2 separate regions of the Homo sapiens genome follow, and region 2 is linked to region 1. A link is a contact called in ENCODE Hi-C or POLR2A ChIA-PET data. All regions are on one chromosome and are shown on one strand. Each heading gives the region's core, a stretch centred on a gene start or an enhancer-like site at or near the end of the contact. The rest is flanking DNA. Distances are from core to core; before and after follow the strand shown. Region 1 has its middle 110 kb from the start of GUCA2B. Region 2 has its middle 18 kb from the start of HIVEP3.

Region 1 (5,388 bases), core at 1,744-4,243:
TAGACTAATGGTTGCCAGGGACTGGGAGGAGGGGGGACTGAGGAGTGACTGCTTAATGAGTACAAAGCCTCTTTGGGGGGTGATTAAAATGTTAAGGAATTAGACGGTGGTGATGACTGTACAACTTTGTGAATATAATAAAAAACCACATAACTGTATAAAAGGGTGAATTTTATGGTATGTGAATGATATTTTAATTTAAACCAAAAATCCAAATGACCAAAAAATTTAAAAAATTAAAAAAAAAAAACCTCTCTTGACTCTGTATGCCCTCCAAGTTACCATGCAGTTAACCAGCCCTTCTCATCCAAGATTCTTGCAAGGGTAGCCCACACGTTTTTACTCCCACTTATACATTAGCTCCCTAGAATGTGGCTTCTACCTGCACCAGAGCTCAAATCTGCTCTCTCCTTGAAATTTTATCCTGTGGCTTTCTATGACCCTGCACATTCCTGGTTCTCCTCCTCCTTCCGTTCTTTGTCATTTGATCTTATTTTCTTGGCAAATCTATTTTAATCTCTTCAAAGATCAAAACTTATTTTGATCTCTTCTGTGGCTTCTTCCAGAATCCTTCCTAGGTTATGTCGTCCATGCCTATGAGTTCAGTTCAGTTACTATGCTTCAAATTCTAGCCTCCACCTGATGTCCCACAGAGTTCTTAAACTTGGCATGTCATAAGCTATTTGTCATCTCCCCTTCCCCATCCTCTATCTTCTCTCCAGTAATAATATCTACTACCACATTCTAGGACCTGGGAATCATCCTTGATTCTGTCGTCTTCCTTCTCCTAAAGTCAATCACCGATTTTTATCTCATAAATATTCATAAATCCCACAATACTACCACAGCCCTAGTCCATATCTCCACTGTCTTTTGACTTTTAATTCCCTTCGTCTTTAGTGCCCTTCAGATCTAGTTTCCACACAGCTGTTGAAGTGGACACCCATTACTTCAGCAAGCGTTAGCTCTTTCTTAGGGTCACATCACACTGATTTTCCTTCAGGAACTCACTCCAAGAGATATGGGCTTGGGGAGACTGCCAGTGAAGATGATGACTTTACCTGGCCCAGGCCTGGTGTGCCCCCAAGCTGGAGCACTATGACATCTTTCATTTGGAATTTGAATCCTAGGTGGAATAACGCTGGAGGCAGTTGGCCCTGATACTTCCTGACCAAGGGGACTTGCAGTTGATTCCTGCTATGTAGTCCCTGGGAAATTCCTTCAGAGCCTGGGTTCTTCAAATTTTTATTGGGTTTTCTGAAGGATCCCATATCTCTCCAATGCGCTCCCCTGTAGGAACTTAATTAGAATTATCTTCAACCAAAGAATCTGATATCGAAATGTGTCTGAGAAGCAAACCAGGTCTTTACTGAAAACTCATTAGAGGCATTCCATCACCTACGGGAAAGACACCAAGCTCCGTAATACAAGCCCCAAGACCCTCCATTACTCTGTTCCAGGCTGCCTATCTGCACCTTCTCGCCCTACTCCTTACCTTGCCCTTACATCTCTGCCCTTCTGAATTATTTGAGGTTTCACATAACCTATGAGGTTTCATGCCTCAATACTCATGAGTCCCCTCTGTAGAAGCCCTCCCTGCTCCCATCCAGCCCACTTGAGAAAGCCTTCCCTGGCTCTTCCCTGATCCCAACATTCTGCCTTCCTCTGTGTTCTCAAGGCACCTGAGTTTCCCACCCACTCACTGTCATGGTATTTCACCTACCTGCTTTGTTATCTGCCTCTCCCACCAAACATGGAGTTCCTGGAGGGCTATGCCTTCTTTTCTGTTTCTCTGCCTCCATAATTCGTGAGTAAGAGAAAGGATCCCAATACAGGACATTAACAAATCTTTTGACCAGAGAGATGAAAATCCAGGCTGGAGGCATCTCATATAGGCTATCAAAAAAATTTATTCCTGTTCTGAAATACATTCCAGAACACTGCCAAGACCCTGGTAAGACTGGCGGACACTTATTTAAATGATAGCTCTCATTCTCTAAAATCTGAATTTCTCCTGAAAGCCTTCATGCTTTAATGAGATTCAAAATTAATTAACTCAGACAATTGTCTTCATCACTGTGACTAAATGACAAAGTGTGTTTTTGTACATATTTTTGTACATATTTGAAGAATAAACAGAATGTAAGCAAGCAAATCCATGGTTCTGTTTGGATGGCTATTGTGAAACACGTACCTTAAGTGGAATTATATAACCATCCATCTGCAAACGTTGAGTGAGGAGAGCTGGATTTCAGTCACAGCTTATCCATGACCAGCAGCTTGACCTTGGATAAGTCATTGCCCTTGGACACCTGCTGTCAGCCTTCCCAGTATCCATTTCTTTATTCTCCCACCATTGGAACCCCCACCCCCCAAAAAATTTGGGAAACCACTTTTTCTCCATTCTAACCTATATGGTATTAAGGTTGTTCACCTGACCCCAGACTCCAGGAGTTGGGCCTGATTGTCTTAAAGCCATTGTTTCTATCCCATCCACCTGGCTACAGAAGTTAGTTTAAAGGCAGTCATGAAACCCAATCAGAGCAAAGGGATTTGAAACACACTTGCAAACGGCTTCTGGCAAAGAAAAGATTCCTCTGCCTGTAGTAGATCCTACCAATGATAGATTGATGATAAATCCATGATAATGTGACCACTTGGATAGAGATGAGATTGCCAGGCAGTGAAGGAATACTGAGGAAAGCAGAATGGGAAAAGAAGCAGAACGTTGGTTATACTGCTGGGCAGTGAACAACTGGATCAAACAACACCTGAAGCTGATAGACCTCTATACGCTTCAGTTATGTGAACCAATCAATTCCCTTTGTTGTTGGAATTTAGTTTTCTGTCTATAACATAAACAGTTCTAACAGTAACAATCTCTCTGGGCCTCCATTTTTCATAGATAAAAGTAATACGGATAACATCTAAGGAGGCTGCTGGAGTGCCAGGAGGAGGCCGTGGGAACACCGTCACCTGGTCCCAGGGCCTGGATTCGCTGCTTCCAGCCAAACACGCGCATATCAGGCCGGGGCCTTCAGACCTCACGGAAGGCATTCGCCCCAGGCCAGGTGGACTTCTGATGCAGGTTGAGAACAAAAAGAAGCACCTGGACATTCCCCGGAGCCCTCTGCGTGGTCGCGCTTCAGTGGAATTTGGGGACCCTTGGCTGCCAGCCATGCTTGCTTGATAGCAACAGAAACCAGTTCTGCCCGACTCTGTGCCACAAAAAAGCCACACCCCACTCACCTGACACCCACCCCATCAAGAGTCCATGCTGCTGGGCCCTGAGGGAGGGGAGGGCTTTGTGGTCAGGCTCCATGGCCCGCCCTGGCCCTGATCTGTCGAGGATGCGCAGGACGTCCTCTCCAACTGCACCATGCCCCATTGGGCTCAGGCGAGTTCCATCTACACCGGAGAGGGGTAGGCAGAGTGGTGAGGCTTTTGCTGAACTTGGATCAGAAGAGGACGTAAAAATGGCCCTGGAAAAAGACCGGGAAAGCATGGGACACTGGCGCATTGCGGTGTTCAAGTCCCACAGAACCGAGGTGAGTTGGGTGTTGAAGGAAGCACGGCGGTCCCAACAGTGCGGGCAGCGCCAACTACGGCTTCGCGCTCGAACTTTGAGGACTCTCATCTGGATGCACAAAGAAGAAATCATTCAGTTCTTCTCAGTGTTGGAAATCCCAAGAGTTGGCCTCGCAGGAGTTAGCTGAGAGGCTCTCGGAAAGCCCAAGGAGAGGACAGGGCACAGAGACATGGAGGTGTTCAAGAGCAGCCAGGAGGAAGTTAGGTCGGACTCAGGTCCCCCTGAGACTCATATCCGTGCTGCCCCGGACCCCTGTGACTGGCCCGGGCTTCCGGGAGCTACCCTGGCATCGTGAAGCAGGCAGGCGCAGGATGCGGGGCCACGAGGAGCATAGCGGCCTCTGCACCACGGAGCTGCTTGGTGGGGGGTGTGGGGGAACCTCAGCTACTGTCTCTCCGGAATGTATGACCACAAATATGGCGACAGTGAGTTCACAGGGCATAGCACCACCGGCCACTGCCTCTGCATGAGGGGCTGCCATGCAAAGCGACCAAGAGCGACATTTACAACCTCTTCTCTCCTTCCAACCTGGTGAGAGTCCACATTGAGATGGGCCCAGATGGAAGAGTGACCGGCAAAGCAGATGTTGAGTTTGCTACTCGGGAAGAAGCAGTGGCAGCTACCTCCAGAGACAGGGTCAGCATGTGGCACAGATACATAGAACTATTCCTGAATTTGACAACAGGGGCTAGCAATGGGGCGTACAGCAGTCGGGATGCGAGGCATGGGCTTGACCACCTACAGTGACCTGAAGAGCCAGTCAGTGAGCGGCTGTGATGGGTCTGGCCACAGCGGGCAGAACAGCATGGGTGAATAGGACTCGTTTTGTTAGCAACGTTTGAATTAATTCAATCAAATTTTCACAGGCCGCTAACAAGCAGTGAAGAGCAGTTATAATGAAGGAAGCTGTGGGACCCATTTTGCACAAAGAGTTTGTGAAATCTGGATTTAAAAATTACCTCTTTAGGCCAGGCGCAGTGGCTCAGCCTGTAATCCCAGCACTTCGGGAGGCCTAGGTGGGTGGATCACTTGAGGCCAGGAGTTCACAACCAGCCTGGCCAGCATGGTGAAACCCCTTCTCTACTAAAAATACAAAAATTAGCCGGGTAAGGTGGCAGGCGCCTGTTATCCCAGCTACTCGGGAGGCTGAGGCACAAGAATCACTTGAACCCAGGAGGCGGAGGTTGCAGTGAGCCAAGATGCACCACTGCACACCAGCCTGGGCAACAGAGTAAGACCCTGTCTCAAAAAAAAAAAAAAAAAATATATATATATATATATATATATATGCCTCTTCAGTGTTTTCTCATGCAAAATTTTCTTCTACCATGTGATATTGAGTAAACTAAAACTATTTTCAGCTTTTCTCAATTAACATTTTGTTAGTATACTTCACAGAGAAGTTATCCAAGTTTAAGTATGTTACATGTGGACCTATTACACCACATCACAGTGAACACACTGGGGAGATGTGCTTTTTTGGTAAACTCAAAGGCATCAGCTCCCTGATTCAAAGAAATGTTTCTCATGTTTGTTCATTCTAATTTATATTTTCATTTAAGATCCTTTAGGTTAAGTTGAAGCTTTTTAAAAGTGAGTTTTGAAAATTGAGACACAATACTAATACTGGAGGAATTGGTGAGGCCTTAACTTAAAACTTTCTTTGTACTGTGATTTCCTTTTGGGTGTATTCTGCCAAGTGAAACTTGTTAAATTTTTTGTTAACTAAATTTTTTTCTTAAAATGAAGACTTTTTCACAATGACTGGCACAGATTATCTACTCAGCAAAAGATAGCGA
Region 2 (5,698 bases), core at 468-2,967, 100 kb before region 1:
TAGGTACTTTTGCATCTTTTGCAACAGCAAACAGAAGAAGGTACAGCAGTTGGTCAGGGTAATCACTATTCTCTTGGAAACTTGCTTAAAGAGCTTTAGGAATGACAGATGTTCCAAAAACACCTCTATCTGTTGTTTTTGAGAAATGTAAGATATACGGGGAAAATCCTATAGGAGTTAAGTAAAGTACAAATAATGTACCAATTTTTCAAAAAGTGGAGGGCAGAATCTGTATAAACTATCAGTCAGTTATAATTCAGGACAACTGTCTTGTTGAAAGCATCTACCAGCCTGCAATTGCCTGGCAAAGAATATGATGCCACATAGTAAACACCATGGATGGTGAAGAATAAAATAACTCTAGAGGCTTTCTAGTCCACTTAATTTCAGAATTGTTCATACATGTCACCATTTAGTGAGAAATATGACAGGCAACTAATTACTCAAAATTAGGCTAATGACAAAAACATTATACTTATGTTTTATTATTTATTCTAGTTTCCCCAAAGGTAAGTCTTGTCATTAATCATTAACTACTCCATATATTATTATTATTAAAAATGATAATGAAACAACTACAATTTAGTGACCACTCACTACTAGCCAAAGACTATGCTTAGCTAATAGCAAACATGTTCTCATTTCACCTTCACAACAACTCAGTGAGAGAAGTGGGACTCAGAGGGACTAAGAAACTCGTCAAATCCACAGAATTAACATATGTTAGAACTAGAATTAATTCCCAGGTCAGATTTTAAAGTCCTTACTTTTAACTTCTGAGTCAGACTATCCCAGATGATGTTAATTATTTCCTGTGGCCCATTGAGTATTTCCTGCTGTCATTTACAATGCTGGAAAAGGTCCATCCTTGCATAAGAACACAAAAGCATCAGAAATGCCTTATTAGCTGAGTCCAGTTGTCCAGCCACAAGGGCATTCAGTTTCAGAATGGCAACAAGGGACTATTTGTTGAGTGAACATGACAACTGACCTTTCTGAGATTGGTTTGCAAAGAGGGCATAACTGTCCTCCATGTTTTTTAAATGTCTCTCTCACTCTCTCTCTGTATACATATATATGTATGTAAATATGTGTGTTTGTGTAAAATATTCTTTTCTTTCCTGTAATCCTGTATTATCTAGCAATTTAGTCTTCTTGAAATTATATATATATTTATATTATATATTATATATATTTTATATATATAATATATATAAAATAAACTACAACTAACTCTAAGAATAAAGAGCCCTCTATAAGATTTCTACCATCTCTAATGAGGAAACATAATGTGATATTCTAAGATCATCTTAGATACCTGGAGCATAGCAACAGCACAGCAATGAGTTTCAAAGACAACAATGTGAACAGCTACCACTAAATCTTCAGTTAGGGGAGTCGAGCTATACTCAAGTATATTTCACCTAACCTAAACAAACCTGTGTAAAATAAGATAGCAGACTACATAGGAAAGACAGTAACAAGCAATGGCAATTGCCTGCAAGTAAAAAGGAAGAGTGCTACAAAGAACAAGGAGAAGTAGTCAATTCAGGGAAATTCAGTTCAAGGGTAAATGTAAATCACCCTCTGTAACCCCAAGATGGAGGGTCACCTGCCAGAATCTCTGAACTATAATACAAAGCAGTAACTAATGCTTCCCAACCTATTGCAAGTCAAGATGCACACAGAAAATCAATCTATTCAGATGACTCATGTGCGAGTCAAGATGCACACAGAAAATGAATCTATTCAGATGACTCAGCAAGAGGCAACTGATCCAGGGGCTTCTGTCACCCCTCAAGCCCGGCCTGGCTTCCCTGAGAGGTGGAGATGGAGGGATCATATTTCCACACACCTGTAATCCATTCACAACACACCACTGAGCTTTTGTCCACCAGGTGGAAAGCTCTGCAATAACTTGTGTCAACAAGAAGTAGTTCCATTATGTTTGGTCTACTCCACTTAAGAAGGTGGGAAAATATAAAATATCACAGAGTAATATTTCCATCAAAAGTAGTTAAATGTTAAAACATTTTGATGCTTAGAGGGCAAGCTTCAGTTAGAAAAATTAACTCTTGGAATGCCTCATTTCCTGATGATGCACAAATACAAAGTGTGACTACTCTGTCTTTTATTGGGGTTCAAGGTATATCTATCAAATCATTCTGTTATCTCAAGGTATTTGTGGAGTCTGAATTAACCATATCAGTACCCATGATGGTTTTAAAGTATTATTATACTGGATGACCATATGCTCTTATGATGGGACACACTGGAGGTAAAGGGATTTCTATTAATAATTACACTATAATCACTGGTATAAGCCAGGGCTGTCCTAGGAAAACCATTTGGTCACCCCAGTATTAGATCATTCTCCCTATTTGGTCCTAACCTTTTTACAACAAAGAAAGCTATGTTTATATTCTTCATTAAAATCATAAATAAAAATAAAACAGTGCATGCTAGTAGCAATAAACTAAAAACTGAAATTTATAAAACAGAAAATAAAAGTGGTACCATTTATAATACCTGGAATCATTCTTTCCAGAGATAACCTCCATTAACAGTCTTCTTTCCAGTCCTCTTTATGTGGGGAGAACTGATCCCCCAACATTATTATCCAAAGTCAGACAAATGGATACTGGGTGGCCAAAAATAATAAATATATATTCTATACACAGAGTTCACATGGAGCCTACCCCTCTCCTGCAGTCCTGGGGTACAGCATGCAATTTGGTTCTAAACTGCTGGGCACAACACTTTCTTCCTGGTCATGATGTTGGTTCAAGGTGGTCACAGGACTCTTTTAGAGCCAGTGAGACACAAAGAAACTTTTGCTCAGACTTCTAGGAAGACAATCTAGGTACTTATCAAATTGAAACTGAGAGGATCGAAGGCCTTGACCTGCACTATCCAAAATGGTAGCCACTAGCCATATGTAGCTATTGAACACTTGAAATGTGACCAGTACAGAAATGTGATGTAAGTACAAAAGGCACACTGCATCTCAAAGACTCAGAAGGAAAAAGGAATGTAAAATATCTCACCAATAATTTTTATTTTGATTACATGTTGAAGTGATGATGCATATGGCTCATATTTTCTCTCTAGTGGACAATGCCAGTCTAAAACATTGAACCATTGGTACAGCCAGGCCTGAGGGTATCCCTGGTCATGGACTTTTCAGATATGTCAACTAATAATATCTATTTTGCTTAAGAAAGTTCTGATTGGACATTCTAGCACTTGCAACTGAGAATCCTAACTGGTGCATTGTATATGTAGAGTCATGCCATACATTCAAGACTGAACAACCAATCATGAGCACTTGTTCATGCCAGCACCTTAAGAGTAGTGTGCCCAGATCTGCACAAAGTATTCTATATGTGGACAAATCAACCATTGTTTTTATCTGTTAACACCACTGTATGTGTCTGGGGTGTGTCACCAGCTTTCTTTAAGGTCTTCCAGTGCCAAAGTCTTCTTCTCCTGGCCTTTGCACATACTTTACTTTCTGCATGGAACACGCTTTCCTCTCTTTCACTTGCCTGGTTCCCTCTCATTACTCAGGACGCAATTTAAATGCCATCTCCTCAGAGCTGAGTTTCCTGACCACTCTATTTTGAGTAGGTCACCCCTGATATTGTCTCTCATAGCACCACATCTCCCCTATATGGCATGGACCAAAATATGTATTAACCTCTGTAGAAGGCTGTTTAACATCTACCTTCTCCTTCCCCACCATACCATACCGTGCATCAATGCAGAAGCCATGTATATGTGGTTCACCCATTTGTCCCCAGCACCTGGAACAGTAACTAACACATAGTAAATGCTCAATCAACATCTACTGAATGCCAGGAATGAGTGTTAATGAGTCCAGGAGAAGGAGGAAGGTCAGGGGAAGATGAAGTAATGGGGGAAGGGAACTAAGATAATTCAGTGTAACCAAACCACTGATGAATGTTGATTAATGCCATCTAGAACACTCAAAAAGAAAGTAAGGATGAGAACTGACAGAGGAAGAGCAAGTCCAGAATGGAAGGATTTGAGCAGTTAGTGGCTGCCTGGACCTTCCTCCAGGCATAAAAGCAAATGGTCAGAGATACAAATGATGAAGCCTGCAGTTCAAATGCATTTCTGAACTCCACACAATGAAAATTATGCTGAGATTTTGCTTTCTGTTAGTGACAATCTGGTTCTTAGTCTCATTCTCATAACCTAAATACAAAACTATGGGGGAATCTGAGTCCTACTCTAGGAATTTTCATCAGACTCTGCTCAAAGGCAAGATCACATTCTTTGACTTCTGCATTGTGGAGCTTCTCATGAGGCTGATTGAAATGCTGCTGTTCATATCAAAGCCAGCCTTTCTGGACTTCATCGAATATCTAGATCCCTTCTATTTTCCTCTTCACATTCTTGTTCTCACACATGATCTTTGCCACTACCCTGCTTGCTTACCTCAGCTTACCTTATACCTCGGAGGCAGCAGTAACGGTTTTTACTAAAACCCTTTAGGATTGATAGATGATAGCCTCTAATTATTTCTCTGGAGATAAGGCCTCTCTTTAAATGAGAATGGCTCTTCTTTTTGTTTTATTGTGATATATATTTTTAATTCATTTATTTTATAATGGAAAGTTGATCAATACAAAATAATTCATAAACCAAGCACCCAATTTAAGATCTAGCATTTTATTTTGGAAGCCCTCTGTGTGTCCCTCTTTGGTTTCATTTCATTTTTTAAAGAATGAAAACCACTTTGTTAGTGAACTCCAGAATTTGGGAATAAAGGGGTTAGAACCTTAGAATTTAAAGATGTGGTGCTGTCCACCAGGCAGGTGCTGACGAGTCTCCGGAAAGGTGGGAGAGCCACCGCAGTCTCTCAGAGGAAAGAAGAAAGTGCTTAGTCCTTTTTCTTTTTATTTTTCCTTCTCCCACTTTGATCTCTCTTCTTTCTTCCTTTTTAAGAATTACTACACCTCTTCTCTTTGCTGGTAAGACGAGGGAAGTCAACAGAGCTCCACGATTCTGTCTCCTTCTTTTTCTAACAGATGGTTTCCATTAGGGCTTACCAGGTATTTTCTCTGAACAGAATCAAACATGCATTGAAAAAGTAAACATCAGGATCATAGAACTAGCAGCCCTTTATTTATTACATAAATACAAAGATTTTATAGCTGGAAAAGAACTTAGAGATAACTAAATCCAATCTTCTTGTTTCAGACCTAAGAAAACCAAGACTCAGTACTTGCCTGAGTTATTAAGGTTATTAAGCTAAATATATGTCTTCCCTCTCCAAATCATTGTTTTTATTTCCCATTTTTCTTTTTTTCTTTTTCTTTATTTTTTATTTCCCATTTTTCAATTCTCATTATTAATATATTTTCATTATTGATAATTTGATCACATTATTGATTATTTTACTTTAGTCTGAGGCACCTAGCCTTAGGCTATTAGTATTTTCATTTAGCAATATTAATTACAAAATGATTTTTGAATGATACCTAAAAGATACCTCACATTAATGTAAAATACTTTGTTTTATTCTTAACAGCATTTATCTCAGAAGTCACTAAATATTCAATCATATTTTTCTGATACCCTGACATTCTCTGCCTCATATTTCTACTTCTAATGAAATATACAATTGAGCTGAATTTTAAAAAATATAGGTACTTCAGAATATTCCTAA

The links. Hi-C counts contacts between places; a loop is a spot of excess contacts on that map. ChIA-PET counts read pairs that join two places held with the same protein, here RNA polymerase II (POLR2A). Pooled maps may share reads with other maps.
Region 2: a loop to region 1 is called in a pooled map, with 2.0 times the contacts of the local background. The contact joins two enhancer-like sites. A Hi-C loop is called at or near these places in 8 of 168 maps with a recorded cell type or tissue (CD4-positive, alpha-beta T cell, CD8-positive, alpha-beta T cell, adrenal gland and 4 more), 2 of 37 single-sample maps with no recorded cell type and 16 of 50 pooled maps. POLR2A ChIA-PET finds 5 or more read pairs at or near these places in 3 of 52 experiments (CD4-positive, alpha-beta memory T cell, HEK293T and activated naive CD8-positive, alpha-beta T cell).

Annotation. Positions count from the first base shown.
Region 1 is chr1:42,037,323-42,042,710 of GRCh38, forward strand. It overlaps the pseudogene HNRNPFP1. Among named protein-coding and RNA genes, the nearest start is that of GUCA2B, 110 kb to the right of the region's middle. Within about 2 kb of position 2,994, at least 2 of the 41 ENCODE cell types and tissues checked have a DNase peak (open chromatin) inside an H3K27ac peak, as active enhancers do.
Region 2 is chr1:41,934,559-41,940,256 of GRCh38, forward strand. It overlaps a transcript of HIVEP3 not described here. Among named protein-coding and RNA genes, the nearest start is that of HIVEP3, 18 kb to the left of the region's middle. Within about 2 kb of position 1,718, at least 2 of the 41 ENCODE cell types and tissues checked have a DNase peak (open chromatin) inside an H3K27ac peak, as active enhancers do.